2 separate regions of the Homo sapiens genome follow, and region 2 is linked to region 1. Evidence: chromatin loops called from intact Hi-C (ENCODE). Cell type or tissue: ascending aorta. All regions are shown on one strand. Links, peaks and the distances in the headings refer to the core of each region. The heading gives the core; the rest is flanking DNA. Region 1 holds the start of LINC03146 (long intergenic non-protein coding RNA 3146). Region 2 has its middle 54 kb from the start of LINC03146.

Region 1 (15,415 bases), core at 2,702-10,701:
GCCCTTCTTGCTTGGTAGAGGTCATTCTCTCTTGATAGCACAGCCGCTTGATGAAAATAGAGCAGTTAGCTTGTCCAGCAGTGGCCCCATCTGGGCCAAGCCCTGTGCTTTGTACCTGACATAGGTTATGTCATTCAACGTACCCCTCACAGTGATCTCTCAAAATAGGCATTTTGATGTACATTTCATAGAGGTGGAAACCGAAGCTGGCTGGGTGAGTTTTATTTCCTGTGGCCTGCGTACTTGTTCTATTTATGTAGTCATGATTGACATTTTTGAGGACATACTATATGCCGGGTACTGTTCTAAACACTTTGTGCATGTTACCTTCTTTTTTCCTCATCATAGCAGGTACCTATGTTACCACTATGTAACCACCCTATGTTACAAACGAGGTCCCTAAGCACAGAGTTGAAGTAATTGCTCAAGGTAAATCAGCAAGTAGAGGTCAGAAATCTAAAGGCAGTGAGGAAGGGGAGCAGTGAGGCCGGAAGAGAGGAAAGCCCTACAAGTCTGAGTTAACCGCAGTGGGCAACTGGGGCTCAACCCCACCAGGGACGGCTGTGAGCCTGGGTCAAACACACTCCGGGGGTATTTAGCTGAGGGATTGTAACTGAGTAGCCCCGTTTTTCTAAGAGATGGTTTAATTATTTTTTTCTCTCTTCTTTTCTCACTCCCCGGTTCCCCAGTTTCCCACTTCCTACTCATTCCTTTAGACATGCAAATATAACCTTTTACCTCGCAGTTCAGCAGATGCCTACAAGGCAAGTTCATCTAATTATATGTTCTCCTAGACGGATCTCTTCTTGAGGGTTACCAGTTGATTTGCAAACCAAAGCCTGCCCATCGGGGAACTCTAACCCTCCACCGGGTTGCCTCAGAACTTTCGCTCACCAAGAGGCTGCCTTGAGAGATATTTTTAGTAGAGATGGGTTTCCCCATGTTAACCAGGCTGGTCTTGAACTCCTGGCCTCAAATGATCCACCCACCTCAGTCTCCCAAAGTGTTCCCCGACTAACGCAGTTCATCGTCTTATCAGCATTTAGAGAGGCTCCCTGCTTCCTTAGTACTTTGTGTTTTTTCCTTGCTCTCTGCCTAAATGTCAAATAGATAATCTCTAGACTCCAGCATCTAGTAATACTTTGCAACGTCTCATGTCTTTCCATTAATACTTGTTACGTGATAAAAGGGTTGGTTTCATGCTCCTTGAAAGATGTTTCCAATGGGTTCAAGGACTTTCTTTGCTTTTTATTTTATTTTATTTTGAGACAGTCTTGCTCTGTTGCCTAGGCTGAAGTGCAGTGGTGCGATCTCAAGTCACTGCAACCTCTGGGTCCCCAGTTCAAGTGATTCTCCCATCTCAGCCTCCCAAGTAGCTGGGACCACATGGACAGGCCACCATGCCCAGCCAATTTTTAGTAGAGACGGGGTTTCGCCATGTTGGTCAAGCTGGTCTCAAACTCCTGGCTTTAAGCAGTCTGCCTGCCTTGGCTTCCAATGTGGTGGGATTACAGGCATGAGCCACTGAGCCCGGCCCTTTCTTTGCTTTTTAAATTAAAATCTTTTCTTTTAACACTTCCAAGCCCAGATTAGTCTTGCAAGCCTCAGCATCTGCTAGGAAGTTGCTTGTTCTCTTGGAGGTGGACTCTTGGGGACATTGTTTTTCTTCTAAAAGATTAACACAGCATTAGCGATATATTTGATGAAGTTTACATAAGCAGATGAAATCAGCTTTTGCCTTATGAAGAAATGTGGTGGACTGCTAACCAGTGCCCCACCCAACTCCACCTCCTACTACTTGCACCCTGGTGTAGCCCCTTCTCATGCAGACTCTGGACTTGGCCGGGTGATTTGCTTTGCCAACTGGATATTAGCAAGAGCTATGTAAGCAGGGGCTTGATAGACATTTGCACAGGGGGGCTCCTGCTCTTGTAAGCAGGCCACCATGCTCTCAAGAAGTCCAGGCCATCCCCCTGTGAGAGGAACCAGGAGATTCCTGGAGGAGAACAGAGGTGCCTGGCCCCAAGGCCCCAGGCAAATACAAGAGGCCTTCTTGGACATTCCCACCAGCCTGTTGCCAGTGAACACAGCCACATGAGCCACCCCTAGGCAAAGACCGCCCAATCAACCAGACACTGCCAAAAAAAAAAAAAAAAAAAATCATTGTCTGTTTAAAGCCCCTAAATTATGGGACTATCTGCTGCACAGCCACAGAGAACTGACACATGAAGTTCACGTTCAACAGTAAAGTGGAACATGGACAATCCTGAAGGTGAGCTGTGGAAACATTCTCAGCATCCTGAGTCCTGTTTATCTCGAGGTTGCACCTATTTCTTGGATTTATTTCTGACTATAAAAGGAAAATTGAAAAATACCCAAAAAAAGTTTAAAGAAGAAATTGATATTGCTCACAGTCCCACACTCCAAAATAAGTATATTTTACCTTTTGGTGACTCTCCTTTCAGGTCTTCTTTCTTTCTTTCTTTCTTTTTTTTAGGCAGGGTCTCGTTCTGTCACCCAGTCTAGAGCACAGTGGCATAATCATAGTTCACTGAGCGTCAACCTCCTGGGCTCAAGTGATCCTCCTGCCTCAGCGTCCCCAGTAGCTGGTACTACAGGCATGCACCACTATGCCCAGCTATTTTTTGTATTTTTAGTAGAGACGGGGTTTTGCGATGTTGGACTGGCTGGTCTTGAACTCCTGACCTCAAGTGATCCTCCTGCCTCAGCCTCCCAAAGTGCTGGGATGACTCGTGAGCCACCGTGCCCAGCCGACATAACATTTTTTATTTAATGAATCTTCTGCTGTTGAACATTTAAGTTGGCTTGTTTGAAACAGAACGTAATATTGCAGTCCATATACTTGTAAAAAGTATTTCAGCATATGGCAGATGATTTTCTTAGAAAAGTGTCCCAAGGTGGACTTACCGCATGTCCTGATTAATCTCTGTGTCCCCAGATACTCTTTGCAGCCTCCCCTACCTTTCTCTGTGCCCCCGGAGACTGAGCCAGCCCTAAGCATTGAATCACTTAACTTCCCCTGGTACTTTGAATAAGGTTCAGCCATCAGGAGGCAACAGCAAGGGGGACAGGTGACAGGAGGGGAGGGGGTATGTATTTGTCCTGCTCCCTCCCTGCTTTGCTGTGGTTCTGGCAGTGACTGCAGCCCTAGGGCTGTAACTTGGGTGTGGCCGACCCTCCGAACTGTCTGGGGTGCTAATGGAGTCCTGCTGTTGCACAAGCTTCAACTTCCCCTCTTGGTTCCCTTAACCTGGCCCATGTCTCTGAAAATAATAACTTCACTACAACATCTCTTCAAAATCCCAGCTGGGTAGGGAGATTAGAGGGTCTTTCTAGAACACCTGCTAATATGAACAAGTTCTCCTTCGCTGGCCATTTTTTTCAAAGTGTTCTTGGTTGTCCCCACTTGTCTATGACCTTTAGATTCACTATGCAAAATTCCCCAAAAATATATTGGAATTTTTATTATTAATACAATTGCACAAAACTGGCCATGGGCAGTTGCTCACACCTATAATCCCAGCATTTTGGGAGACTGAGGTGGGAGGATCGCTTGAGCACAAGAGTTTGAGACCAGGCCGGGCACAATAGCTCATGCCTGTAATCCTAGCACTTTGGGAGGCTGAGGTGGGCAGATTGCCTGAGCTCAGGAGTTTGAGACCAGCCTGGACAACATGGGAAAATCCCGTCTCTACTAAAAAACAAAAAATTTGTTGGGCATGGTGGTGCACATCTGTAATCCCAGCTACTCAGGAGGCTGAGGCGTGAGAATTGCTTGAACTAGGGATGTGGAGGTTGCAATGAGCCAAGATCGCACCACTGCACTCCAGCCTGGGGGACAGAGTGAGACTCTTTCCAAAAAAAAAAAAAAAAAAGAATTTGAGACTAACCTGGGCAACACAGCAAGACACCATCTCTACAAAAAAAATTAAAAATACAAAAATTAGCTGGGCGTGGTGGCATGCACCTGTAGTCCTAGCTACTTGGGAGGCTGAGGTGGGAGGATCACAGGAGCTCAGGAGTTTGAGGTTACAGTGAGCCATGAGCACACCACTGCACTTCAGCCTGGGCAACACAGCAAGAGGCTGTCTCTAATTTTTTTAAAAATAAGAAAAAATGTGTTAAAAAAAAGAATCACACAAAACTTATATATTAATTTGGCCAGAACTGGCATCTTTCCATTCACGAGTATCACATGCCTTTCCATGTATGTAAACTTTATTTAAAACCTCTTAGTTAAGTTTTTGTTGTTTATAGGACATGCACATTTTGTGTCAAGCTTATATCTAGGTATTTTATAAATGACCATGAAAAAATTCACTCTCAAGCATTAAAGAAATGCAAATTATGAGAGAACAATGAGATCCTATTTTTCCTTTCAAACTAGGACATAGTTTTACAAATAATACTCAACCTCAGAACGGTGTAGTGAAAAGGGCATTCTCATATGCTTCTGGGAGGATATGCATTAGTCTATTTATGTCCATTCTGGAGGAAGGTTTGACATTTTGTATAATAAGAATTGAAAATGTTGGCCAGACATGTATACATATGTAACTAACCTGCACATTGTGCACATGTACCCTAAAACTTAAAGTATAATAATAATAAAATAAAAAAAAGAAAATTAAAAAAAAGAAAAGAAAAGAAAATGTTGGCCAGGTGTGGTGGCTCATGCCTGTAATCCCAGCACTTTAGGAAGCTGAGGCAAGACGACTGCTTGAGCCCAGGAGTTCAAAGCCAGCCTGGGCAACAAAGCCAGACCCTGTCTCTATTAAAAATAAATAATAATAAATTTTTAAAAAGAATTTAAAATGTTTATGTCCTTTTAAATGAAATCTTTCCTATCCAGTTTTCCTGTGCAGCTGCTTCATTCAAGCCTGCTTTTAGTTGGAGCCTAAAACAATGTGAATAAATGTCCTAAATCCATAATTAGCGGCCTAATATGATTTTTTTAAGAAGTCCATATCCTTTGGCTTAATGTATAAGGTCAGGGTCCTGGCCAGAAATAGGCCCGAGCATTTAGTTTATAATCAAAGTGATATTTCAAACCAGTGAGGAAATATTCTACTAAAAGAGAAAGGCTGGGCTGGGCATGGTGACCCACGTCTGTAATCCCAGCACTTTGGGAGGGCGAGGCGGGTGGATCATTTGATGTCAGGAATTCAAGACCAACCTGGTCAACATGGCGAAAACCCATCTCTACTAAAAATGCAAAACTTACCCGGGCATGGTGGCACGCGCCTGTAATCCCAGCTACTGGGAAGGCTGAGCCAGGAGACTCGCTTGAACCTGAGAAGCCGAGGTTGCAGTGAGCAGAGATTGTGCCACTGCACTCCAGCCTGGGAGACAAAAGCAAGACTGTCTCAAAACAAACAAACAAACAAACAAGAGAGAAAGCCTGAATAATGACATATGAAAAGTTGACTATTCAGAAAAAAATAAGTTTAGATCTTTATCTTCCAGTTTATATCAAAATTAGTCCCAGGTGGGTTTAAAAGCCAAATGAAGGAGTAAGAGGAAATGGAGGAAGGGAAGGGGGGAAGAGGAGCAGAAAAGAAAAAATATAGATCTGAAATGTCTGTGTGATACTCAGATGGGAGCAGTTTTACAATTAAAAAAAAACAAAAGGGAGAAAGAATAAAGGAAAACATCAAGGCCGGGAGTAGTGGCTCAAGCCTGTAATCCCAGCACTTTGGGAGGCCCAAGGCAGGCAGGTTGCTTGAGCCCAGGAGTTCAAGACCAGCCTGGGCAACATAGCGAGACCTCCTCTCTACAAAAGATACAAAAATTAGCCGGGCGTAGTGGTGTGCACCTGTGGTTCCAGCTACTAGGGAGGCTAAGGTGGGAGGATGGCTTGAGCCGGGAGGCGGAGACTGCAGGGAGCCAAGATCACGCCACTGTACTCCAGCCTGGGTGACAGAGTGAGGCGCTGACTCAAAAATAAAAAACTAAAGAAAGAAAAAGAAAAACATCAAAAGGTCATCCCACATCAAAATGTCGTGTGGTGTATCAAATATCACCAAAAACAAAATCAGAAGGTAAAATTCTAAGCTTAGAAAAATATTTGCAACACATTCGACAGAACTGACATTTTTAAAGTGCTTCTGTACGTCAACAAGAGAAAAAATAGAAAATAGAAAAGCAGACCAAGGATATGAATAGGCAACTCACAAAAGGAGAAAGTCAGATGTTCACAACTATTTTTAAAATGCAGCAGACACGTGGTCTTGGAGACGCAACAAGCAGGGCCGCGGACCAGGCGTTAGGTAGGAAAGGCATTCACCCCTTCTCCAGCTGCGGGGCGGGGCCCCGGGTCCCTCTCTGGAGGGGCCTCCAGGGAGCGGAGCTCTGGGATGCCGTTTCCCCGGGGCGTCTGGGAGGGGCTGGAGAAACAAGCATTTCCTAGGGCTGAGCCCACTTGCCCTCTAGGGGGTGACGATTTCTCTCCCAGTCTTCCCCCCGACTTGGCTGGACTCCGAGGGGAGGGCGCTGGCGCTTCCAATGGCACAGCAGCTCGTGGGGAGCTCGGGCGCTGCCTCTCGGGCGGCTTCCCCAGCCCTCCTGACTCGCGGCCACCGGAGGGCGGTGCTGTCCAGGAGACGCCGGAGCTGGGCGCTCACAAAGGCCCCTTTCTCCTCCACCGAAGATGAGTCATAGCCCAGGCGGGGTCGGAAGGGCAGCCGCTCCAAGGCGACTGCAGAGCCGCGACTGCAGAGCCACGCCTCCGAGTCACCCTGGACGCCTGCGCCGGCCGCGTCTGCTTCTCCTTGGCTTGGCAGGCCACAGGGAAAACTGGGTCAGGCCGGTGGCCTAGTTCGCTGGTTCACAGCGTGAACGCCGGCAGTAGGTGACTAGGAAGGGCATCTCCACTTACTGTCTGGCTCATTCACGTGACAAATATCTGAAGAGCCCCGTGACTGACAGCCAGTTGCTAGTGCACTCCCAAGGCCCGGGTCACCTGAGTTTAGAATGTGTCATCTCAATACCCTGGGGGCTGGGCCTGCCTGGGCAGGTCGCCAAATCACTGGTCTTGTCACATCTCAGGTTCAGTTGCCCACATTGCAAAACATCCCCTGGCCCCCTGGCATTGGATTCCCTTGTGATCTAACCCTGCCCCACCCCTCTGACTGGCTCCCACCAGGTGGCCTTCACTTTGGTCCCCACCCCTGCCTGGCAATCCCCCTCCCCACATCCTGCTCCTGTGAGCCCAGGCCTGTCCTATGGCGGCCTGCAGTGACCTTCCACACCCACCCGAGCCCATTCAGTCTCCTCTCTGCTTCTGACTCTGCCCTAGGATGTCTGAGGATGTCATTTGTTTTTCCCTCCAAAATTCTTTTTGCTAATAAGAAGGACACTTTTGACACCCGGTCCAAAGGTGTAAGCTCCTGGGCCTCAGTGGAGCCAGAAGCAGCCTGTATAGGCCTGGTCTGCTCAGCTGGACAGGAGGAGATCTGGTAGGGATGGACCACTCCAGAGGAGAGGAGGTCAGCCATGGGCCTGAGCAGCATGAAGACCTCATGTGCCAGGAGGGAGGTCAGCAAGGGTGTGAGACCAAGGAGGGCACTGAGTCCAGAGTGCAGTAGCCCTTCCTCTTCTTTCTTTTCTTTTCTCTCTTTTTTTTTTTTCAGATGGAGTCTCACTCTGTAGCTTAGGCTGGAGTGCAGTGGCACAATCTTGGCTCACTGCAGCCTCCACCTCCCAGGTTCAAGCGATCCTCCTGCCTCAGCCTCCTAAGTAGGTGGAACTACAGATGCACACCACCAAGCCTTGCTAATTTTTGTATTTTTAGTAGAGATGGGGTTTCACCATGTTGACCAGGCTGGTCTCGAACTCCCAGCCTCAAGTGATCTGCCCTCTTTAGCCTCCCAAAGTGAACCACCAGGCCTGGCTCCTCTCCTTTTTTCTTTCCTTCCTCTTCTTTCCCTGCCCTCCCTTGTGGTTGCAGCCAAGGAGCTGGGCTGCAGCTGGCCCTCCCTCATGCTGAGTTTTGCTAACATAGTGCCTTCTTGTTCTCTCCCCCTCCCACCTTCCTGCCACCCCATGTGCCATTTCCCAGTGACTCTGGAGCTTCTGAGATGCCTCTGCCTGCATTATGGGTGGGCACACTGAGGCTCAGAAGAGCCAATGACTTGCCAGGAAGCACAGCCATTGGCAGGAGTGGGCAGAGTGGCAGAGGGATCAACTCTGTCTCACCCCAACTTGTGAGGACATGCCCAGAACACATGGGAAAGCAGGTGCACTGTGCTTTGCTGGGATGACAGCGTTCATAGACTTGAAGGCATCAATTTGACTTCAGCATTTAAAAAAATTTGTAATGTTTGCTGCAGAATATCCAAACAATAGAGATGTGTATAAAATAGAACCCAAACAAAAGTCCAATTCTCCCCCAACTCACTTCTCACTGTTGTAAACCAAAAATAATGGACCCCTCCTCTTGGCCAAAGGCATTCCAGGGTTACCTGAAAATCTAGTCAGGCCACGATGGAAGAGGGGGTGGGAGATGCCTCATTATACCCTCCAGCATTCACACCAACGGGGACCTTAGGTCTGATAAGAAACAATACAGTCTATTCTCCCTAAATCCTGCTACTTGGAGGCTTCGTCTGTGTGACAAAACCTAGGTCTTCACAACCTCTTATCATAACCCAGACATTCCTTTCTACCGATAATAACTCTTTCAATCAATTGCCAATCAGAAAGTTTTAAAATCTGACCTCTGGAAGCTGCACCCTACTTTGAATTGTCCTGCCCTTCCAGATCAAACCAATGTAAACCTTGCCTGTATTGATTGATGTATTGTCTTCCTAAAATGTATGAAAGCGGCCAAGTGCAGTGGCTCACGCCTGTAATCCCAACACTTTGGGAGGCCGAGGCAGGTGGATCACCTGAGGTCAGAAGTTTGAGAACAGCCTGACCAACATGGAGAAGCCTCGTCTCTACTAAAAATACAAAATTAACCCGGGCGTGGTGGCGCATGCCTGTAGTCCCAGCTACTTGGGAGGCTGAGGCAGGAGAATAGCTTGAACCCAGGAGGCGGAGGTTTTGGTGAGCTGAGATCACATCATTGCACTCCAGCCTGGATGACAAGAGCGAAACTCTGTCTCAAAAAAAAAAAAAAAAAAGGAAAGAAAAGAAAAAAAATAAAAAGGAAAGCAAGCTGTACCCCGACCACATTGGGCACATGTCATCAGGACCTCCTGAGGCTGTGTTATGGGCATGTCCTTAACCTTGGCAAAATAAGCTTTCTAAACTAACTGAGACCTGTTTCATATATTTTGGGTTCACACTATTAAGAGTTTGGTATACGGCTGGGCTCAGTTGCTCACACCTGTAATCCCAGCACTTTGAGAGGCTGAGGCGGGCCGATCACCTGAGGTCGGGAGTTCGAGACCAGTCTGACCAACATAGAGAAACCCTGTCTCTACTAAAAATACAAAATTAGTGGGGCGTGGTGGTGCATGCCTGTAATCCCAGGTACTTGGGAGGCAGAGACAGCAGAATTGCTTGAACCCGGGAGGCAGAGGTTGCAGTGAGCCAAGATCACGCCATTGCACTCCAGCCTGGGCAACAAGAGCAAAACTCTGCCTCAAAAAAAAAAAAAAAAGAGTTTGGTATAAATCCATCCTTCTAAGCTTTGCAACACATTTTATATATATGTAAATATAGATATATGTGTATATAGATACACATTTGTATATATGTATATATACATATATACAATTATAATCACTGAACTACCATTCTGGAACTTCTGTGTTCTCTTCCTACAGCTTCGTGTCTTTCTTTGTAAAGGCTCCTAACATCCTGCCACATGGTGAACCTGTCCCTCCCTACGGCTGGACAGTTAGGGAGATTTGCTTTATGGTACATGTCTGGGTGCGTGCTGTGGGAACCTCCATGGAGAATAACTTTACATGTGGATCTGTGAGCGCAGAGACATGCATGCATCTTCTGGGCTTTTTAAAAGTTTGTGATGACAAGAGGCTGACAGGTGCACAGCAGGCTGCATGGAATTGCCACTCTGAGGAGTGCACTGTCAGCCTCAAGTCACCCCTCCCTCGACACCTGCTCACCCGCCCCCTCACCTGTTCCTCATCCCCAGGGCAGGAAGCAGCCCCATCCAAAGCTTCTGTCTTCCCGTGTGGCCTCTGTGGTCCTTCTGGCACCCCTGACCCCCTCAACCACCTTATTTGTCATCAAACATCTCCACCACCCTCAGGCTCTTAGGACAGATGAACAAATGTCTGATGCGGCGCACAACCCAGTTAGCCACAGACTCAGCCTCCTTTTGCAACCCTGCCCACCAGCTTTGCTAACAACCCCTTTTTTCTCTCCTTTTGAAGCAGTGGCAGATACAGATGCAGCTTATTTTCAGATGCAAATCAATGCATCTCCACTGCTGCAGGCTGGGTTGCTGGGCCTAGCTTTGCAGGACTGTGTCTGCTTATTGTCTCAATACAGGCTGGGGCCTACCCTGGTCTGGGGGTCCACCCTGGTGGTGCCAGGTGACTGGTGTGGTTTTGTGGAGCCCCTCTGTGCACTGGGCTTTGATCCAGGCCCTGGGGGGTGAGATAAGAGAAATAAAGAACAGAAACTCTGTTCCATGTTCTCCCTAGTACTGAGGGCTTCTGAATATCTCTTACAGTGGACTTCTGCCATAACCCGCACAGTTTTTTGTTTTGTTTTGTTTGTTTTTTGGGACGGAGTCTTGCTCTATCGCCAGGCTGGAGTGCAGTGGTGCAATCTCAGCTCACTGCAACTTCCGCCTCCCGGATTCAAGCGATTCTACTGCCTCAGCCTCCCAAGTAGCTGGAATTACAGGCACCCGCCACCGCGCCTGGCTAACTTTTGTATTTTTAGTAGAAATGGGGCTTCACCATCTTGGCCAGGCTAGTCTCACACTCCTGACCTCATGATCCACCCGCCTCAGCCTCCCAAAGTGCTGGGATTACAGGCATGAGCCATCGTGCCCATAACTTGTTTTGTTTTGTTTTTTTGAGACTCGGTCTCCCTCTGTCACCCAGCCTGGAGTGCAGTGGTGCAATCTCAGCTCACTTCAGCCTCCACCTCCTGGGCTCAAGTGATCCTCCCAGCTGAGCCTCCCAAGTATCTGAGACTGCAGGGGTGCACCACCACCCCAGCTGATTGCTTTATTTTTTTGGTAGAGACGGGTTTTCACCATGTTGCTCAGGCTGGTCTCAAACTTCTGAGCTCAAGGGATCCACCTGCCTCAATCTTCAAAAGTGCTGGGTTTACAGGCGTAAGGCATAAGCCACCGCACCTGGCCCCTGCACAGCTTTCAAGATTTGCCTCCCTCTTGCTCACCTTTTCCCACCTGCCCCCTGCCCTGCTGCCCCGCTAAGAAAAGAGTGCATGTGATTCTTCTTCACAGAATTATATTGCAGTATGAGTGTTAGGAACCAGCATAATACAATAGTGTGGGATGTTCAGACCAGTTCAACGAGTGTTCTCAGAGAATCTTCCATGTGTCTGGCACATCATGCCACACAAAGTACGTCACTATCTACGTCAGGAAACTAGATGGAAAAATGTCTAGACTCCTGGTCTGCTCACAAGACAGATGTATACACAATTATAATACAATGTGATGGGAACAAGAGAGGTTGGTGACATTAAATGATAATGTGGAATATTTATTATCTGTGGAATGTTTGGGGAGAAATGTTCCCAATCTGTCTTCTTTCCTTGTTTACTTACACATCTCACCTCAAAGTTACATGTTCTCTGTCTGAGCCTCTTGCTCTTGAAATCTAGCTGCCTCAAGGGAACATTTTCAGATTAGACCCAAGAAAGACAGTACTTTTCCCAGTCTAAGTGCAAAAGCCCCGTGAATCTGGCCCACTTCACAGTTGTACGTGTATCCTCCATCCTCTCTGTAACTTAATATTCCATCCACCTTTAACAAGCTTTTCCCTTCATTTGTGACTAGACTGGGGATGTGAACACTACAGAGGAAGAAGCTGCCTGTGGAACTCACGGGGTACCAAAACTTTTTTGGCAAGATAATGCCCAGTGCTGGTGAGGTTCTGGCGAGATTGCCACTCGCAGATACACACGGGTGCTTGTGGTTTAAATGGACTCTGCACTGTTGGAAAGCAATCTGAAAGCATGAACAAGAGCTATGAAGCATAACTCCTTTTTTTTTTTTTTTTTTTTTTTTTTAGACAGAGTCTCACTCGTCACCCAGGCTGGGGTACAATGGTGTGATCACGGCTCACCTGCAACCTTCATCTCCCAGGCTCAAGTGATCCTCCCACGTCAGCTTCCTGGGTAGCTGGGATTACAGGCGTGCGCCACCACGCCCAGCTAATTTTTATATTTTTAGTAGACGCAGGGTTTCTCCATGTTGGCCAGCCTGATCTCGAACTCCTGACCTCAAGTGATCTGCCCACCTTGGCCTCCCAAAGTGCTGGGATTACAGGCATGAGCCACCACGCCCAGCCTATGAAGCAGAACTTCTGACCCACTAGATGCACAGTTTTTGTCCAGCTTTGAGATTACAAAAGCTTCATTCCTCGAGGAGCTATCTTTAAAAGGAGAAAAGACTTTAAGTGTCCACCCACAGGGAAATAGTTAATTAGACTGAAAGCTCCTTCAATACACAGACTTATCCCTATGCATAAAGCATAGGACAGGCAGTGGGCCATAGTAGGTCCTCAGTAGATGTTTGAGAACCTGTGAGGCGAGGGAAAAGGCAGTGCAGTGGTTAGAAACACAGTTCCTAGAGCCAGCCTGCTGGGTTCAAATCCCAGCTCTGCACTAACTTGCTGTGCAACCTAGGGAAAGTTATATACCTCTCTGTGCCTCAGTTTCCTCTTCTGTAAAATAAGGATGATGATTAGAGTAGAACCAAACTTACAGGATTATAAGAATTAAAGAAGGTAGAATAGGTGAGGTATACATGACTGTGAATATTAACTATGATTATTTTCATTGAATAAAATGTTCTGAGACATGATGTGGCAATTATAAATGATAATAATTAATACCATGGGCAAAGTAGAATGAATATTAATAATGTCATAGCCTCCACCCTGCTCCTCCTGCCTCTTGCCTTGCACTCTCTGGTACATTATTTCCCAGCTGTCCTATAGCTGACAAGCAAAACTAACCTTGTCCCTGCACTGCTATGCTTTGATTGTGTCAGTTTCCCTAAAATACTGGAAACTGCTTCATACTCTGATACCCTTACTGCCCCCCTCACCCAACTTGGCAAACTCATAGTCATCTGTCCAGACTTACATCACACCTAGAGCCTTTCTTCCTTGACACACCTGAGCATTGCCACTCATTGTTTCTGAATCATAACAATTGATTAAGAGACAAACATGTGACTGGCCCCGCCTGCCCTCCAGGTCTGGAGCTAGAGAGTCATGCACACGAACACTGTCAATGCCAAAGAGCTGATCAAGACCCCTTTCTGGCCCCTTGATCTCTTCCCTCTGTCCCTTCCATCTTTCTGCATTGCTTTTCCAACTTAGTCTTTGCAAACCACTCTCACAATTTGTGCCACAACTGCCAATCATCTGTGCTATTCACTACTTAATATTTTCAAAAATCGAGTCTCTCTCTCTTTGTATTTTTTTGATTTTTTTTAGATGGAGTCTTGCTCTGCCCAGGCTGGAGTCCAGTGGCACGATCTTGGCTCACTGCAACCTCCACCTCCCAGGTTCAAGCGATTCTCCTGCCTCAGCCTCCCAAGTACATAGGACTACAGGCATGTGCCACCATGCCCAGCTAATTTTTGTATTTTTAGTAGAGATGGGATTTCACCATGTTGGTCAGGCTGATTTCGAACTCCTGACCTCAGGTGATCTACCCACCTCAGTCTCCCAAAGTGCTGGGATTACAGGTGTGAGCCACCGCACCTGGCCCCGACTCTCTCTTTAAAAACATAAATATATTTCTTTTAGCAGGCCTAGGAGGAGGCTGGAGGGCCAGCTGGATCATGGAAGAGTGGGGAGAAGAACCAGAGCAGGAGGTCTGGGCTTGGGAAAGCCTGGAGGGATTGGACAGGGTCCAGACAGGGGAGGGCCCAGGGCAGTCAAGAGTTTAAAGGCCCAGCCTGGGTCAGATCTGCATTTTAGGAAGATCCCCTGTGGCTACCAGGGGCAGGCTGGACAAAGGTCTGTGAAGACAACCTCAGCAAGAGTGGATGCCAGGAGTTTATATCCAACACTAGGAAAATAAATTCCAAATGTGGAGTGCATACATTGTTCTCTGGGAGTGAGGGTATCCATGGGCTCTTAACTCTGAGAGTTAAGAATAAGGTTTCTCCCAACCAGGAGCTGATGTTCAAGCTGCCTGGAGGCAGACAGGGCCAACTCTCTGGCAGCCAGTTCCCCAGTGTAGGGTGTGGGCTCCCGCCATGACCTTCCCCACCTGGCTGGCCCTGTGTGCTCAGATGCAGTCCTGATGGCCGAGCCCCTGAGAGACTGCCAGGCTCTGCAGCTGCCTCTTCTCTTCAGGCCTTGTTCTGCCCAAGAGCAGGTCCACAACTATCTACGGAATTAGCCTTCAGTGGCAGGAATTGAAGAAGTGGGCCCTAAAGTATGCCTTGAACTGGGAAGGGGCAATCAAGTAGGGAGGCAGATGGGCAGGGCAGCAGGCACTGCCCCACGTGGAGTTTCCCAGCTTCCTCCTTGGTTTCTGGTGCTTTCTGCCATTGTCTCGTTGGCTATAGGGGCTGCTGGGGCATTGGTTCCAGTAATAGGATTGAAAGAAAGCAGCACCTTAGTTTATCAGTCTGGGCTCTGCTACTAATGCTCACCTTGTCTTGGTCAAGTTGATTGACTTTAGGAACATGAAGGGGTTTGAATCACATTGGTGGTTTTCAGCAGGGGATATACCTCTGTGTGGCCTGGGTTGTGGTTTGGACTTAGAATATCCAGGCAATGGGCCTGGTAGAAATGTTTTCAGAAATTCCACCAGTAACTGTGAAGGTCAACACCAGCCTTAGTTCATCTCTGAGGTCCTTGTCACCCCTCATTTTCTGGTGAGGTCCATTGGGCACATTCTCCCACTTGGGGGGTGGTGTGGGTATAGAACCCCAGCATTGTACCAAGAACTTGCAGCATACTAAAGAAAGATACCACTTACATTGTCCAGGCCAGCCCTATTCCAGATTCAGAACTATTAAGTCTCTAATCCTCATAACAACCCCACGAGGATGTAACTTCTATTATCCCCATTTTACAGTGAAGGAAGGAGACGCAGAGAGGTTCAGCTACTTGCTAGTGAGTAGAGAGCTGGGATGCCTACCCTAGTAGTGTATTGTCAATCATCTCTCTCTGTTGCCTCCTGTGCAAGCAAGGAAGGCTGATTAGTGATCCTGCATGTGGCCCATTATGGCAATTATGAGGTTGTCTTT
Region 2 (15,415 bases), core at 5,036-13,035, 52 kb before region 1:
TGAATGCAATCCCTACCAAAATACCAATGACATTTTTCACAGAAATAGAAAAAACAATCCTAAAATTTATATGGAACTATAAAAGACCCTGAATACCCAAAGCTACCCTGAGCAAAAAGAACAAAACTGGATGAATCATGCTACCTGGCCTCAAATTATATTACAGAGCTATAGTAACCCAAAGAGCATAGTACTGGCATGAAAACAGATACATAGACCAGTGGAACAGAATAGAGAACCTGAAGACAAATCCATACACCTATAGTGAACCCATTTTTGACAAAGTTGCCAAGAACATACATTGGGAAAAGACAGTCTCTTCAATAAATGATTCTGGGAAAAGTGGATATCCATAGGCAGAAGAATGAAACTAGACCCCTATCTCTTGCCATATTAAAAAAATCAAATAAAAATGGATTAAAGACTTAACTCTAACATCTCAGACTATGAAACTACTAAAAGAAAACATTGGGGAAACTTTCCACGACATTGAACTCGGCAAAGATTTCTTGCCCACAAACACAGGTAACCAAAGCTAAAATGGGATCATGTCAAGTTAAAAAGTTTTCTGCAGCAAAGGATAGAATCAACAAAGTTGAGACAACCCACAGAATCAGAGAAAATATCTGCAAATTATCCATTTATCACGGGATTAATAACCAGGATCTCTACAGGAAAAAAAATCCAATAATCTGATTAAAAAATGGGCAAAAGGTCTGAATAGACATTTCTCAAAAAAAGACATACAAATGGCAAACAGATATATGAAAAGGTGCTAAACATCATTAATAATCACTGAAATGCAAATCAAAACCACAATGAGATATTATCTCACCCCAGTTAAAATGGCTTATATCCAAAAATCAAGCAATAACAAATGTTGGTGAGGCTGTGGAGAAAATGGAACCCTCTTACACTGTTGGTGGGAAAGTAAATTAGTACAAACACTATGGAGAATAGTTTGGGGGTCCCTAAAAAACCAAAAATGGAACTACCATATGATCCAGCAATCCCACTGCAAGGCATATATCCAAAAGAAAGGAAATCAGTATATTGAAGACATATCTGCACTCCCATGTTTATTGCAGCACTATTCATAATATCCAAGATTTGGAAGCAACCTAAGTGTCCATCAACAGATGAACAGATAAAGAAAATGTGGAACATATACACAAAAGAGTATTATGCAGTCAGAAAAAAGAATGAGATCCTATCATTTGCAACCATATGAATGGAACTGGAGGTCATTATGTTAAGTTAAATAAGCCAGGCACAGAAAGACAAACTTTGTCTGTTCTTACTCATTTGTGGGAGCTAAAAATTAAAACAATTAAACTCATGGAGCTAGAGATTAGAATGAAGGTTATCAAAGGCTGGAAAGGGTAGTGGGGTGGCGGGGAAGTGAAGATGGTTAATGAGTACAAAAATATAATTTAATAGAATGAATAAGGTCTAGAATTCACTACAATCAACAATAATTTATTATACATTTTAAAATAAAAAAGAATAATTGGATTGTTTCTAATACAAATAAAGGATAAATGCTTGAGGTGATGGATACCACAGTTACCCTGATGTGACTATTTGCATGGTATACCTGTGTCAAAATATCTCATGTACCCCATAAATATATATACCTACTATGTACCCACAAACTTAAAAATTTTAAAAACTGAGGAACAATATATAGTAAACAAATGAAAAAAACCTTATGCAAGAATATATACTGTATGATTCCATTTATACAAAGTTCAAGAACAGGGAAATAAATTAACTCCAGTGACAGAAATCAGAACAATGGTTGCCTCTGGGGAGTGGGATTGGGATAGCCACTGGAAAAGGGCACCAGGGAAATTTCTGGGGCAATGGAAATGTTCTATACTTCAATTTAGCTGGTGGTTATATTGGATGTGTTAAAAATCCATAGCATTTTACTGTATATAATATAAATCTTTATAAAGTATAATAGGCTGGATGTGGTGGCTCATACCTGTAATCCCAGCCCTTTTGGAGGCCAAGGCAGGAGGATCCGTTGAGCCCAGGGGTTTGAGACCAGCCTGGGCAACAAAGCAAGACTCTGTTTCTATTTTTAAAAAATAAAAATTAAAATGTATATGCTTTAAAAAAATTAAGACTCTCAAGTCCTGAAGGACAGATGAATGGAGAGATGCATCTATCATGCATAGTGCTTAATACTTGCAATACATGTTTACATCCGTGGTCCTAGCATCCAAAGCCCTTAATTGGGTCTTATTTTGTCCTGAATTCCTATCATTCTCTCACCTAGGTTCCTCTGCCCCAGCCCCACTGACCACTCATCATAAGCCAGACACATTCCCATCTCAGAACTTGTGCTTGCAGTTTTCTTCCTGGAATTATCTTTTACCAGAGGCTGGCTTGCTCCTTAACATCTTCAGTTTGCTGCTCAAATGTCACTCTGTCACAGAATAGCATACATATCCTGCCTTCTCTCATTCCTCTCCACTTTTCTTCATTCCCCTTATCCCACCCTTTGCCCTGACATTGTACATATTTATTTGCTTATTGTCTGTCTGCCCTGTTAGATTGTCAGCTCCACAAAGACAAGGACTTCATCTGTTTTGCTCACTGCTGTATCCTCGGTACCTAGACAGTTGTTAAATATTTGTTCTCAGTGAGCTCTCATAGCAACTCTTGGAGACTCTTGGGGCATGTAAAGTTTGAAAAGGAAAATGATTACAAACAGAAGGCTTGATATACATTAGATAGTCAATAAGTGTTAGTTCTTTTCTTTCCCAAACTCTTCTTTGGGTGTAGAGGCACAGATTTATTAATCTGGAAATTAAAAAAAATTTAATTGGGAAAATTAAGTTCTGAATGGTTTGATGACCTTCCCAAGGTCACACTACAAATGGTCAATCTCAAATTTGAGTTCTGGGCTTTTTGATCCCAAATGGCCCTTAAGACAGAGCAGCCATCACATTGATGGTCAGACTATGCAATGGAAGGCAGAGGTGTTAGCACAGGGACTAATTTCCTGACCACTGTTGGACACTAGACAGGTAGACTCCCCCTCCCACAATTTCACACCCTATGGACTTATATATATATATATATAAAGTCCCTTTTCCCCAGGGAAATGCACAGTCATACAAGAACTAAGGGGGTTTCTGCACTCCATGAAACCCATCCACAGAAACAGGGTTAAGAACACCTGCATTAAGTCTTTAAATCATCCCATGTTCAGACTCTTCATTATATTCCTTAAAACATTCCCATAACCCAATGCTTTTCAACCTTGGGGGAGTTTCTCCTCTTAATTACAGAGGAGCTTATGTTGGATGTAGGCAGATCTAGCAGTAAGTGAAGCTTAGGGCTTGTCTGGGAGAATGAAGATGAAAAGAATAGCTCGAGTCTCGTGTCTTGCCAGAAGGAAAAGAAACACAGCATCCTCACGCTCAAGGCTTGTTCTAAACTTAGCCGGCTCCCGTGGTTCCAGAGTTGGCAAAATGAGCTCCCGCTGTCCTAATGAACATGTCATTGTGCAGTGACTCACGGAGACAGCAGCCATGTGCGGGATGTGAGTGCTTCTAGCCAGATGGGGACCATGGTGGGCTGAGACCCTTGACATATCAGGAAAGGCCAAGGCAGGATGGGAGTGAGGATGGCCTGGATGCCAGGCTGGAGATCTAAGGAGGCCCAACAGTGGCAGAACCCAACTTCTGGGAAACACAGGAAGGGACCAGATGAAGCCACACAGTGAGGGAGAGATCAGTCTTGGAGATTTTGTCTGATAGGACTTCATACCCATCAGGGCATGGAACAAGAGAGACAATAGTGCCACATGGGTATACCAGGCCACCTAAGAAGAATGGCAGTCCAAGATGACAAGTGATTTCTCTCTCCATGATCTTAGACAGGTGGGCGTTAATAAAAAGGTGGCTCCTAGAAGGAGAGAGAGGCAATGCTCCTCTATCCTGCCTGGCCCTGCTATAGTCAGGCTGCCCTGGTAAGGCTGTGCTTGGGCCTATAAGCAGCTTGAGGTGCTGCACTCATGGAGGATGTGGATGGACTTGGGGTTCACCATTAGATGGGGACACAGAGAGGAATGGGTGCAGTCAGTGTCTCTAAGGAGCTGGTGGGCTGTCCAGGGTGCCACTCTGCAGAGGCTAGGACTACCCCAAAGGAATGTCAGCAAAGTGGGGTGGGAAGGGGCCTCCTGGGGCCTGGTGGAGGCTGAGTTCCTTACGGAAGTCAGGATAAGTGTTCATTTGAGCAGCAAGTGGAAGTCACAACTGGGAAGTGGAGCAGCCTGGGGCATCATAGAGCAGCAGGCCTGAGAGGTGATGGGAGGCCGGGCAGATGTCCCAGGTCAGGGAGATGAGGGACAGGCCAGGAGGCTGGAGGCTGGAATGCCACAGGACATTGACTCTGAACAAGGCAGGAATGTGCAATCTTGCTCTGAGTGCAGTGGCCTCCTGGCATCAGGAGAGTCAGAGGGCTGAGTGAAGTGGGCCCTGTGGGGCATCATGGCGCGGGGGTAGTCCCATTTCATGAGGCCCAAGGGGAGAATCAAGGCTATGGGAAGAGCTCACAGAAATCAGAAATCAGTACAATAGAAGGAAGGGCTTCCTGAGTGCCACATTGTCTAGCAATAAAATGGGAGGTAGTGGCCAGGCATGGTGACTCATACCTGTAATACCAGCACTTTGGGGGGCCGAGGCCAGTGGATCACTTGAGGTCAGGAGTTCGAGACCAACCTGGCCAACATGGTGAAACCCCATCCCTACTAAAAATACAAAAATTAGCCAGGCGTGACAGCACATGCCTGTAGTCCCAGCTACTCGGGAGGCTGAAGAGGGAGAATCGCTTGAACCCAGGAGGTAGAGTTTACAGTGAGCTGAGATTGTGCCACTTTGCTCCCACTTGGGCAGCAGAGTGAGACTCCATCTCAAAAGAAAGAAAGAAAAGAAAGAAAGGAAGAAAGAGAAAGAAAGAAAGGAAGGAAGGAAGGAAAAGAAAAGAAATACTAAGATGACTTTCAAAAAAGAAAGAAAGAAAGAAATGGGAGGTAGTACACTCCCTGGCACTGGACAGCATCCCTCAGATCACCTGAGGAGAGTGAGAACAGATTCAACCATCGGAGTCCCTTCTAACCTTGCCGGTCTTCAGTTTGGATTTCTCCAGCAGCCTTGTTGAGGGAGAAGAGCAGGATTTACTTCTTTTCCACATGGGGAAAGCTAAGGCCCAGAAAAACTGAACACTGCACCCAAGGTCACGCAGAAAAGGAGGAGAATTGGGAACAAAACCCATGTCTGCTCTTCCCCAAGCTCCAGAGTTTCCCATCTGGTTTCCCAACTGGTTTCCCAGCCTGCGCTATTCTTGACTGGCTCCCTTGGCCAGGACAGAGGGTACCTACAGGACGGGCACAGTACTGCCTGCTGGTTCCCAGGTGAGGCTGGTACATGAAAGGCCTGTCCTCGCTGCCCAGGTGCTCAGCACGGCCATCAGGTCGTTGTCGGCCACATGCACAGATAAATGGGGGTGAAGATTTGCTACACACTTACCCAGCCCTGGCTCTGTGCCTGTCAGGAGGGAATGTCATCGTGCAGGACACTTACCCTGACTATGGCACTCTTGACAAAAAAACCCCTTTGGCTTCACTGTTGGTGGGTAGTTCTTCAGGGTCCACTGGAGAACCTTGTCCTCCAGGCCACCAGGGGGACCCAGTTGGCCTGGTTTACATCTTTGTTTTCCAAAGTTTCTTAAAACACCAATCCTTCCAAAAAAACTCCTTGAGGAAAGGCTTTTTTTTTTTTTTTTTTGGTAACAGTTCTATTGAGATAAATTTACATACCATACAATTTACACATTTAAAGTGTGCAATTCAATGGTCTTTAGTATAGTTACAGAGTTACGCAACCATCAGCACAATCAATTTTAGAACATTTTCATTACCCACAAAAGGAGCCCATATCTTATAGCTGTCATCCTCCAAAACCCTCTCATCCCTTCCTCTCAGGCAGCCCCAGGCAACCACAGTTCTACTTTCTGTTTCTACAGATTTTTGTATTCTGTGCATTTCTTTTTTTTTTTTTTTTTTTTTTTGAGACTGAGTCTTGCACTGTCGCCCAGGCTGGAGTGCAGTGGTGCGATCTTGGTTCACTGCAAGCTCTGCCTCAAGGGTTCACGCCATTCTCCTGCCTCAGCCTCCCGAGTAGCTGGGACTATAGGTGTCCACCACCATACCCGGCTAATTTTTTGTATTTTTAGTAGAGACAGGGTTTCACTATGTTAGCCAGGATGGTCTCGATCTCCTGATCTCGTGATCCGCCCGCCTTGGCTTCCCAAAGTGCTGGGATTACAGGCGTGAGCCACCGCGCCCAGCTGTGCATTTCATATCAATAGAATCCTATGTGATATTCTGTGTGTGGCTTCTTCCCCTCCGGGTAGTGTTTGCAGGATTCACTCATATTGTAGCATGTGTCAGTACTTTGTTCTTTTTTATAATCAAAGACTATATCAGGGCTGAGCACAGTGGCTCACGCCTGTAATCTCAGCACATTGGGAGGCCAAAGCAGGGAGATCACTTGAAGCCAGGAGTTCGAGGCCAGCTTGGTCAACATGGTGAAACTCCATCTCTACTAAAAATACACATACAAAAAAAAGTTAGCCTGGCGTGGTGGCATACGCCTGTAATTCCAGCTACTCAGGAGGCTGAGGCATGAGAATCGCTTGAACCTGGGAGGCAGAGGTTGCAGTGAGCTGAGATCAGGCCGCTGCACTCCAGCCTGGGCAACAGAGTGAGACTCTGTCTCAAAAAAGAAAGAAAGAAAAAGAAGCAAGACTGTGACAAAAAAATAAAAATAATAAAAATAAATAAATAAAGTGTCCAGGTTAGGCCAGGTGCAGTGGCTCATGCCTGTAATCCCAAATCTTTGTGAGGCGGAGGCAAGAGGATCACTTGAGTCCAGGAGTTTGAGAGCAGCCTGGGCAACATATTGAGACCTCATCTCTACAAAAAAATAAGAAAATTAGCTAGGCATGGTGGTGCTTGCTTGTAGTCCCAGGTATTTGAGAGGATGAGGCAGGATCGCTTGAGCCCAAGAGTTGGAGGCTGCAGTGAGCCCTGATTGCACTATTGCACCCCAGCCTGGGTAACAGAGAGAAACCCTGTCTCAAAAATAAAATAAAATAAAATAAAAAGTGTGCATGTTACACAACTAATAACAGGTTCAACCCAGGCTGGCTAACTGCAGAGTCGTGCTCTAAACCCTGAGCTGGAGCGCAAGGAACCCTCAGTACAGTGGCCATGCCTCCTTGTTCCTGTTGCCCGGGCTGACTGCCCCAGTTGGCTGTAGTCAGAATCTGCTCCCAATCAGCCAACCTGTGCAAGAGCAGGGCTGGCCTACCTGGAGTGGTGATGTGGCCGACAGAGGATGCCCTCAGTGGGTGAGTGACAGTGGCCCACACCCTGCATCTCTTCTGAGTCTCCTCCCTACAACCCCTCTGCTTTGGCAGCACTAAGAGCTTTCAACCTCTTCTTCATCACTTGCTTCCTGTGGACAGGGACAGGCCAGATCACATGCCATCTGGTATCCAGGCTGCGAGAGCCAGAGAAGGCCTCCTCCATCCTCACCAGGCTGGAGGGTACAAACAAAAACCTCCCTTCCACTCAGGGCCACTCTGGGGCTATGCTTTCTGTGGTGGCCAAGCCTGAGTCTAACTATTACCGAGACCAATTATTAATAGCAAATATTTAGTGGGACTTCCCTGAGTGACAGGCATTGTGCTTAGTGGGCTCCACACAGCATGTCTGTTAGCCCTTACCACGGTGCGCCCACCACAGCACGTCCGCATTTGCAGACAAAACACTGAGACTTGATGCGCTGAGCGAGTCACCCAAGATCACCTGGTTAGCACCCAGCAAGAGCAGGCCCATCTCTTGACTGTTGGGCAGTTCCCTGGACTCCCCCCAAGGGGAGCTTCCTGGCCCTGAATCCCCAGGGGCTTAGGTAAGGATGGGAGGGGCTCTTCCCTCTGATGGGGGCACATCAAGACAGATAGAGCCCAGGAGAGAATCTCAGGGCTCTTCCCACCCACAGGAATGGGAAGGACACTATCTCTGTGCCTGGCAAGATGGTAGGCACTTAATATATCTAACCCCATCATTCAATAGTAGCAATAACCCTGCTGGAAGGAATATAGACTTTGCTCGGGGTCCTGAGCAAATTGACCCAACATCCTCTGGCTGGGTGGTGCTAACATGGCTGAAAGCCAGAGGCACAGCAACCGATGGAGTCAGAGTCAGGTGCAGCTCCAAGCACTGTTCTGTTTACCTATCCAGCATCCCTTTTCCCTTTCTCCTTCAACAGACCCCATCCTCTCAGCCACAGGGAGGTCATGTGACCCAAGTTGAGTCAATCAAAGGGCCTCATTTTCTAGCTTCAGTGTCACCAAGGGAGGGGCACATGACCCAAGCTGGGCCAATCAGAGTTCTTCTCCATGAGTTTTCAAATTGAAGCAGGGGGAGACACTCTTTTTCCTCTTTGGCTATAAAGCTCTGAGGAAGTAAGCCCAGAGCTCCTGGAGACATATTTTCTTCCAGTGAAGAAGCCAGTCCCAAGGAATGAAGGTGTATCACCTGGAAACTGAATTGAGCCATGAGTAACAGAAGCCTGACCACAGTGGCTTTTCGCATGAAGAGAACTTCAGAAACAGGCAGTTGCTCGTGTTGGTTCAGTGTCAGGGCTAAGTTCTTTGGGATTCTCTTAGCCCAAGATGATTATCTTAGCCTCAAAATGGCTGCCCCAGCACCAGTCCTCAAGCCTACCTTCCAGGCAGAAAGATGAGGGAAGAGGCAGGGGTCAGCCCTTTAAAGAGCATCCTAGAAGCCCCACTCAAAGATTTCCATTTCTAGCTCATTGGCCATTCCCATGTGCAGGGAAATCTGTGAAACACACCTCACCATCCCTTAACAATAGAGGGGTTCTGTTGTTAAGGAGGAAGGGGAGAGTGCTTGCTGGGTGGTGTTTAAATCTTGCCTATTCTGCATAGTTCTGTGGGCCAACAAATGCATCTTTTTTCAAGCTGGCTTGAATTGGGTTTCTGTCACCTGCCACCAGGGAACCCCTGATCAGCAGCAGATAACCTATGTCAGAGACCCCCCTGCCTCCTCTGGCTTTCAGCTCAGGATTTCTCTCACAAAACCCCTTGCTGCTTCAAGCAGAAACTTTTGGCATCAATTTCACCCTTACTCATGATTGGATTCACAGCAGTCTCTAATTTCCCAGTCGACTCATTTCCCACCCTGGTAGAAGGTCCAAATTGGGCCTTGTTCCCAGCAAGAGTGAGGCTGGGGGAACTGCACAATGTCACAGGCAGGCTCATTAGAGAAGAGCCCAGGAAACAGAGTGCAGACCTGGAGGGCCAGCTCACCCAATCCCCCATTTGGGAGATACGTAAAAACTGAGACCTGGAGAAGGGACTTCAATTTGCCCAGGGCCACAAAACTGTCTCCACACCCTCATATTGATCCTCGGTGGAAGCCCCAGGAGGCTTGGATAGGGAGGTCCAAGGTGCCTGTCCAGCCTTGCGGCCCCAGGGGATACCTACTCATCCAGCAGGAACTCTGAGAGTCCTCCTGCTGGAAGGACTTAGAGAAAAAGGGAGAGAGAATGAAATGACTCTCCCGTGACTAGCTGGCAGTTGCCATTGATAGCTCGCCTGGGGATTGGCAGGACCCAGTGCTGGGCCTCCTGCCCAGCTCCCTGAAGGGTAGGAAATGAGTTGGCATGCAAATCGGGAGTCCACTGTTATCCCAGGCATGAGTAAGGGCAAAACAGCTGCCAAAACAAGGTTGCTTCTGCTCAAAGTAGCAAGGAGGTTTGTGAGGGAAGCCTGCACTGAGACCAGAGCCGGGACTCCTTACTTACCTCACTGCTGTCTGGCTCTGCGACCTTCAACAACCCGCTTAACCTCCTGGGGCTTGGAAATTCCACACATCACCTCGGACAGCTGCGTTTCTTTGCTTGTTCATTCATTCAGCCAATGAACATTCCTTAGCATCTGCTTCCTTAGGAAGGGACATATGGTGGGAAGAGTTAAGGCTTTGCAGTCATAGACCTGAATTCAAAGTTAAATGATTTTGGGCAAGTCATTTAACCTCTGTGTGCCTCAGTTTCCTCATCTGCAAAATGGGGTAAGAATACTTCCTTCACATGGTGGATTTAAGAATCAAGTTAAACTAGACAACATAAGGGTCTCTAATAAGTGCCAAACACAGCAGTTGTCAGTAGTCTGATGGTGATGATGATGACGGTGATGATGGTAATAATGATCTGTAAAGCCCAAGCCAGTGCCTAAAGCATAAAAGATGTTCAAGAAGTTGTAGTTACTGACTGGGCATGGCAGCTCACACCTGTAATCACAGCACTTTGGGAGGCCAAGGCAGGTGAATCACTTGAGGCCAGGAGTTTGAGACCAGCCTGGCCAAAATGGAGAAACCCCATCTCTACTGAAAATAAAAAAAATTAGCTGGGCGCAGTGGTGCATACCTATAATTTCAGCTGCTCCGGAGTCTGAGGCAGGAGAATCGCTTGAACCCAGAAGGTGGAGGTTGCAGTGAGCCAAGATTGTGGCACTGCATTCCGGTCTGGGCAACAAAGTAAGACCCTGTCTTTATTAAAAAAAAAAAAAAAAAAAAAAGGCCGGGTGCAGTGGCTCACCCCTGTAATCCCAGCACTTTGGGAGGCCAAGGCGGGCCAATCACCTGAGGTTGGGAGTTTGAGACCAGTCTGACCAACATGGAGAAACCCTGTCTCTACTAAAAATACAAAATTAGCTGGGCGTGGTGGTGCACGCCTGCAATCCCAGCTACTAGGGAGGCTGAGGCAGGAGAATTGCTTAGACCTGGGAGGTGGAGGTTGCGGTGAGCCGAGATCGCACCATTGCACTCCAGCCTGGGCAACAAGAGCAAAAGTCCATCTCAAAAAAAAAAAAAAAAAGAAAGAAAAAAAAAAGAAGTTGTAGCTACGGTTACTGTGTTACTGTTGATGTCAGCAATCATAACACAACAAAGTGCTTAACACGCTTCCTGATGTAGCAGATGCTCAAGATGTGGTGGCTATTGATGCCTTTATTTCAGTGATGGCATCATGACCTGCCCAGTGCCCAACACGGAGTTGATGCTCAATGCATGTGAGTTTCCTTCCCTTCAGCAGAGGTCTCAGAGCACCCTAACCTTTGCAAAGGATCCATTGACATCTAGAATGGAGTTAGGTACCCTTGGGTACCCACAGCAGGGTGCGTGTGAATCCCAGGGTCCCATGGAGGCTTCCCCTGCAGGGTAGTTCACAACCCAGCTCTCTCTCACAGCTGTTGCTGGAGGAGACAGATCTTTCCAGCAAACCATAAGCCTGGTACCAGACCAGCCACTATCCCCCCACCCCCAATCCATGTTTCCCAGCCCAGGACCAAGCTGGATTCTGCTCTCCCTGCCCAACTTTTATATTCCCAGCTACTTATAACACTGGCTGAAAGCAGCCTGTGTCTGAGGCTAAATGGGTGGTGAGAAATCTGGCCTCCCAATCACATGCGAAGCCCCTGGCACCCATCAGAGCATCTCATCTTCCAAAGCATCCCTCTAGCTTTTTTTCTCTGTGCCTGGCTCTCTCTCAAGCATCGGTAGCTCATTTCTGGTCTGGAGCTCGGGCCATGTGGTTCAGGGAGAGGTCATTTCATCTATCCAGATAGCTCTGTTTTGCAGTCACCTAGACCATAGAGTCCTAGCCTGTTGGTGGCCCCAATGTGCTGTGCTTCTCTTTCAAACCCTCACTAGTACTAAGGGGCAAGGTGGCCCTGACTGTCTGCAGGGAAGTGGAGGAGAAGATGAGGAGGAATGTCCAATAGCATGGAGACAGGGAGGAGGAGGGCACGGTGCTGTCTGTAGAGTGCAGAGAGTGGGACGGGAGAACCAGAAGCCACTGCAATGTGGTGAGGGGCAGGAGCTGATGCTGGAATCCCACATCTGCCACTTCCTAGCTGTGTGCCCTTGGGCAAGTTACTTAACCTCTCTGAGTTTCCATTTATTCCTCTGTAAAAGACAGAAAATAAGTCCCACTGTAGAGTCATTGTCAGGACTGAGAAACCGTTTGAGGAGCTCCAGCAGCACAGTGCCTGGCATGCAATTGCTGCGTCTGCTGTCTTCCTTTTACCTCCCCTAAACTCGGATCCCTGGACCGCAGAAGGCTAAAAGATCCAAATCCACTGCTCCCTTGCTTTCCCCAGGATTTGCCATTCAGAAAAGAGATCAACTTGAGGAAGACAGCCTTAGCTTCAAGTTCAGCTGACTGGCAGTTGAGTCTCACCTAAACTGCCTGATTTTTAAAATTTGTCTATTTTTTGAGATAGGATCTTGCTTGGTTGCCCAAGCTGGTGTGCAGCGGTGCAATCTCGGCTAACTGCAGCCTCCAACTCCCAGGCTCCAGCAATCCTCCCATCTCAGCTTCCCGAGTAACTGGAACTACAGGTGCTGGCCACCACGCCTGGCTAATATTTTTATTTTCATTTTTGTAGGACAGGTTCTCCCCATGTTGCCCAGGCTGGTTGAACTACTGGGCTCTAGCAATCCTCCTGCCTGGGCCTCCCAAAGTGCTGGGACCATAGGCGCAGGCCACCACGCCTGGCTCTAAATTGCCTGATTTAGAGCTGGTCTCTGTCCAGGACAGCGGCAGTCCCAGCTTGAGCATGCATGGCGCAGAACCTTTGGCTCATCAGAAGGGGGGACGGGGGAGAGGCTGGCTAGAGGATCACAGGAGAGAATGTGTCTGAGGCCCAGGCCTGATGCAGGGACCTCCTGCCGGCTGGTGAGATACGGCCTCCAAGGCGCTTTGTGGCAACACCAGGGCATGGCCTAGGTGAAGGCCAACAGGCCCTCCCCACAGGGCTGGAACAGGAAGGGAGAGAAGTGGTGACCCAAGAGGCCCCCAAGAGGCTCAACCGGGGCGGGGGAGGGCCAGAAATCACCGAGGGGCGTGGTGAGCAGAGCAGGAGCCGCTGCCGCCACCAGGGGGCGAGGGCCTAGGGAATCCTGCTCGCTGCCCTCACAGCGTCCCCTTGCGGCTGGGCGGCTGCCAGTGCTGCTGGCCACCGCCGAGGGCTAGAAGTCCCCGTTCCCATGACACTCAGAAGATGAAGGGACTGTGCGGGTGCGTGTGTGTGCATGTAAATCGGGGAGAGGAACTGGATTTAATATTTACTCCCAATCCGCAGGTTTGATGTTCCCGGCTCTCCTTAGGGACCCCCACTGGCCTCGAGCTCTTCGCAGGAAGGGTGGTATCTAGCTTGTTCACTGTGGTCCCCCAGGGTTCAGCACGCAGCCTCGAATGCTCAGGAATGAATGGATGAATGGCTGAATAAATGATGAAAGAGGACAGCTTTCAGGGACAGCCTGCCAGGTGTGGGCAGAGAAACGAACCTGAGAAGTCCGCCATCCCCCTGGCTCCCCACGTCAGGGCAAGCAACAGCTTATGATGCTACAGGCTGCTCCGTGCAGGGTGAGGAGCATCCCCGCTCTGCTACCTACAAGCTGGGTGACCTCGGGCTCTTCATTTACCCTCTCTGAGCCTTGTGACACCATCTAAAAACAGAGACCATAAGACTGTCTAGAAGGAGGTTGTTTTTCTGTTTTTTTAATTAAACATGTGAGGCGGGTGAAAGGGCATCATGTGGTCACTGCTCACTACACGGACATTTCCTTGGCCAGGCGGGGTTGGGTGGGCAGAGGGTCCCCTCCCCCAGCACCCTGACCGGCGTCCTCTTTCTGTCGCAGCGCCCTGCCAGCTCTCCAAGCCCGTCGTGCTGTGCTGTCCGCTGCCTGCTGGCCCACGGCCAGACCAAAACCAGAGACGCCGGCTCCGGCCAGCAGCAGCCACTCCCCTCTTCCTCCTTTGCATTCCCCACGCCGCCCCCTGCTCCCAGCCTCTACTCCTTTCTTTCTTTCTTCAGTGGCTTCTCCGCCTCTCTTTGTGTTCCTTCTAGAAATCGTTCCAGCCTGCTGGAGAAAAATAAAACAGAAATCTCCTCCTCATCCACCTTCTGTGATGGCAGTACTCACAGCTCCTCCTCTTGGGCCCCCTGGCCTCTGAGAGCCACCCACACCCACCCTGCGCCCAGGCCCTGCACCCGAAGCTCCCCCGGTGAGGAACATGGGCATTCAACAGAAGAAAAATACCATTGATTTTGGAAGCAGAGCTCAGGGGAGCTGGGCTGCACTCCCAGCTCTGCACAGATCTCAGATGGGAGCTGAATCTCTCTGGGCTTGGGTTTCTTTCCCCGAAAAACATGGACCACTCTAGGCTCCTGTGCTACTCCATTTGACATGACAGCAGCCCCAGCTTAATAAGGCTGGCATCCCAAGAGGACCAGCCTCTCAAACAGTGTCCTGGGCTCAGGCCCCTGATGTACCCTCCTCTTGGAAAAATATCTGATGGAGCATCCCACTGTGAGTACTCCCCTACCTCAGAGTAGGAAAAACCCCTGAGGTCTCATTTATTGACTGCTTACTGGAGGTCAGTCACCGTTCTTTGAGCTTCATGTGAAATATCTCATTTAATCTTCACCACCATTTTTTGAGGTCAATACTATTGTTTCCCCCATTTTACAGATAAGGAAACTGGAACGACCTGTCCAAGATCACATATATATCAGAGGCAGGATTTGAACACAGGTATTTTTAACTTCAAAGCCGAGGCACTTTAATCATCATCCTTTCACAGGAGAGACAATGCACAAAAGGCAATAAATAAAACTTCTTCCTAAATCTGGATGGATTTTATGCAAAGAGAAAAGTCAGAGTAAGTAGTTCTGGGACTTTTGACAAATAAGAGATGGAAGACAGATCCACATAATAAAAAGTATGTGGGGTTGGGGGCGGAGGAGACTGGTGTTGCTTAGTCCTGGGTTGGAATACCCGTTCAATTTGCTAGCTGAGTGGCCACAGGTCAGTGACGTTACCTTTCTATGACTTGGGTTGGGGGATTTCTCTTCCACGAGAACTAAGATCCTACTGAATTGACCATCCCACAGATAGAAAGTGTTGACAAAATACAAAAACAAAACAAAACGAAAAAGCAAAACAAACCCAAAACCAACGCGAGGCACTGAAGAGTGAATAAAAGCAAGTAGGCCCTGGCTGGGAGTCAACACTTGGAAGAAGGGCATGACATATGGTGAGTTATCTGTTTTTCTGGCTTTGATCTTGAAGGTGCGCTGCAGTCAGCAGAGCACACTTGGGGAACCTGCGGTCTTTCTGGCCTAAAGAATCAGAGTACAAAGTTTAGAGCAACCACAGCCACTGGAAAGTGAAGTGGGGAGTGCCATAAAGGAAAGGCTCGGAAAGGGGGTGGCTCCAGATCCCATCTGTAAACTCTGCCCA

The links. Hi-C counts contacts between places; a loop is a spot of excess contacts. Peaks named below come from ENCODE experiments on the same cell type or tissue, not always from the same donor. Only the 100,000 strongest peaks of a DNase experiment are listed, where the experiment ranks them.
Region 2: it touches region 1 in a loop (8-fold over the local background); 5 of 110 quality-filtered maps call a loop at or near these places.

The regions. Positions count from the first base shown.
Region 1 is chr17:27,324,208-27,339,622 of GRCh38, reverse strand. It overlaps LINC03146 (long intergenic non-protein coding RNA 3146), which reads right to left and starts at 7,128. Exons shown (of 3, transcript XR_007065677.1): 1 at 6,196-7,128; 2 at 5,246-5,363. RefSeq lists a silencer at 148-197 and enhancers at 558-607, 628-747, 988-1,067, 6,528-7,077, 10,313-10,813 and 3 more. In ascending aorta, for the core only: a CTCF peak has its summit at 6,585 (motif pointing right); DNase peaks (open chromatin) are centred at 5,857, 6,622, 7,022 and 7,962; H3K4me3 peaks cover 1,527 bases; H3K27ac peaks cover 3,302 bases.
Region 2 is chr17:27,378,821-27,394,235 of GRCh38, reverse strand. No RefSeq gene overlaps it. Among named protein-coding and RNA genes, the nearest start is that of LINC03146, 54 kb to the right of the region's middle. In ascending aorta, for the core only: CTCF peaks have their summits at 5,678 (motif pointing right), 9,309, 9,532 and 12,879; a DNase peak (open chromatin) is centred at 9,735; H3K27ac peaks cover 868 bases.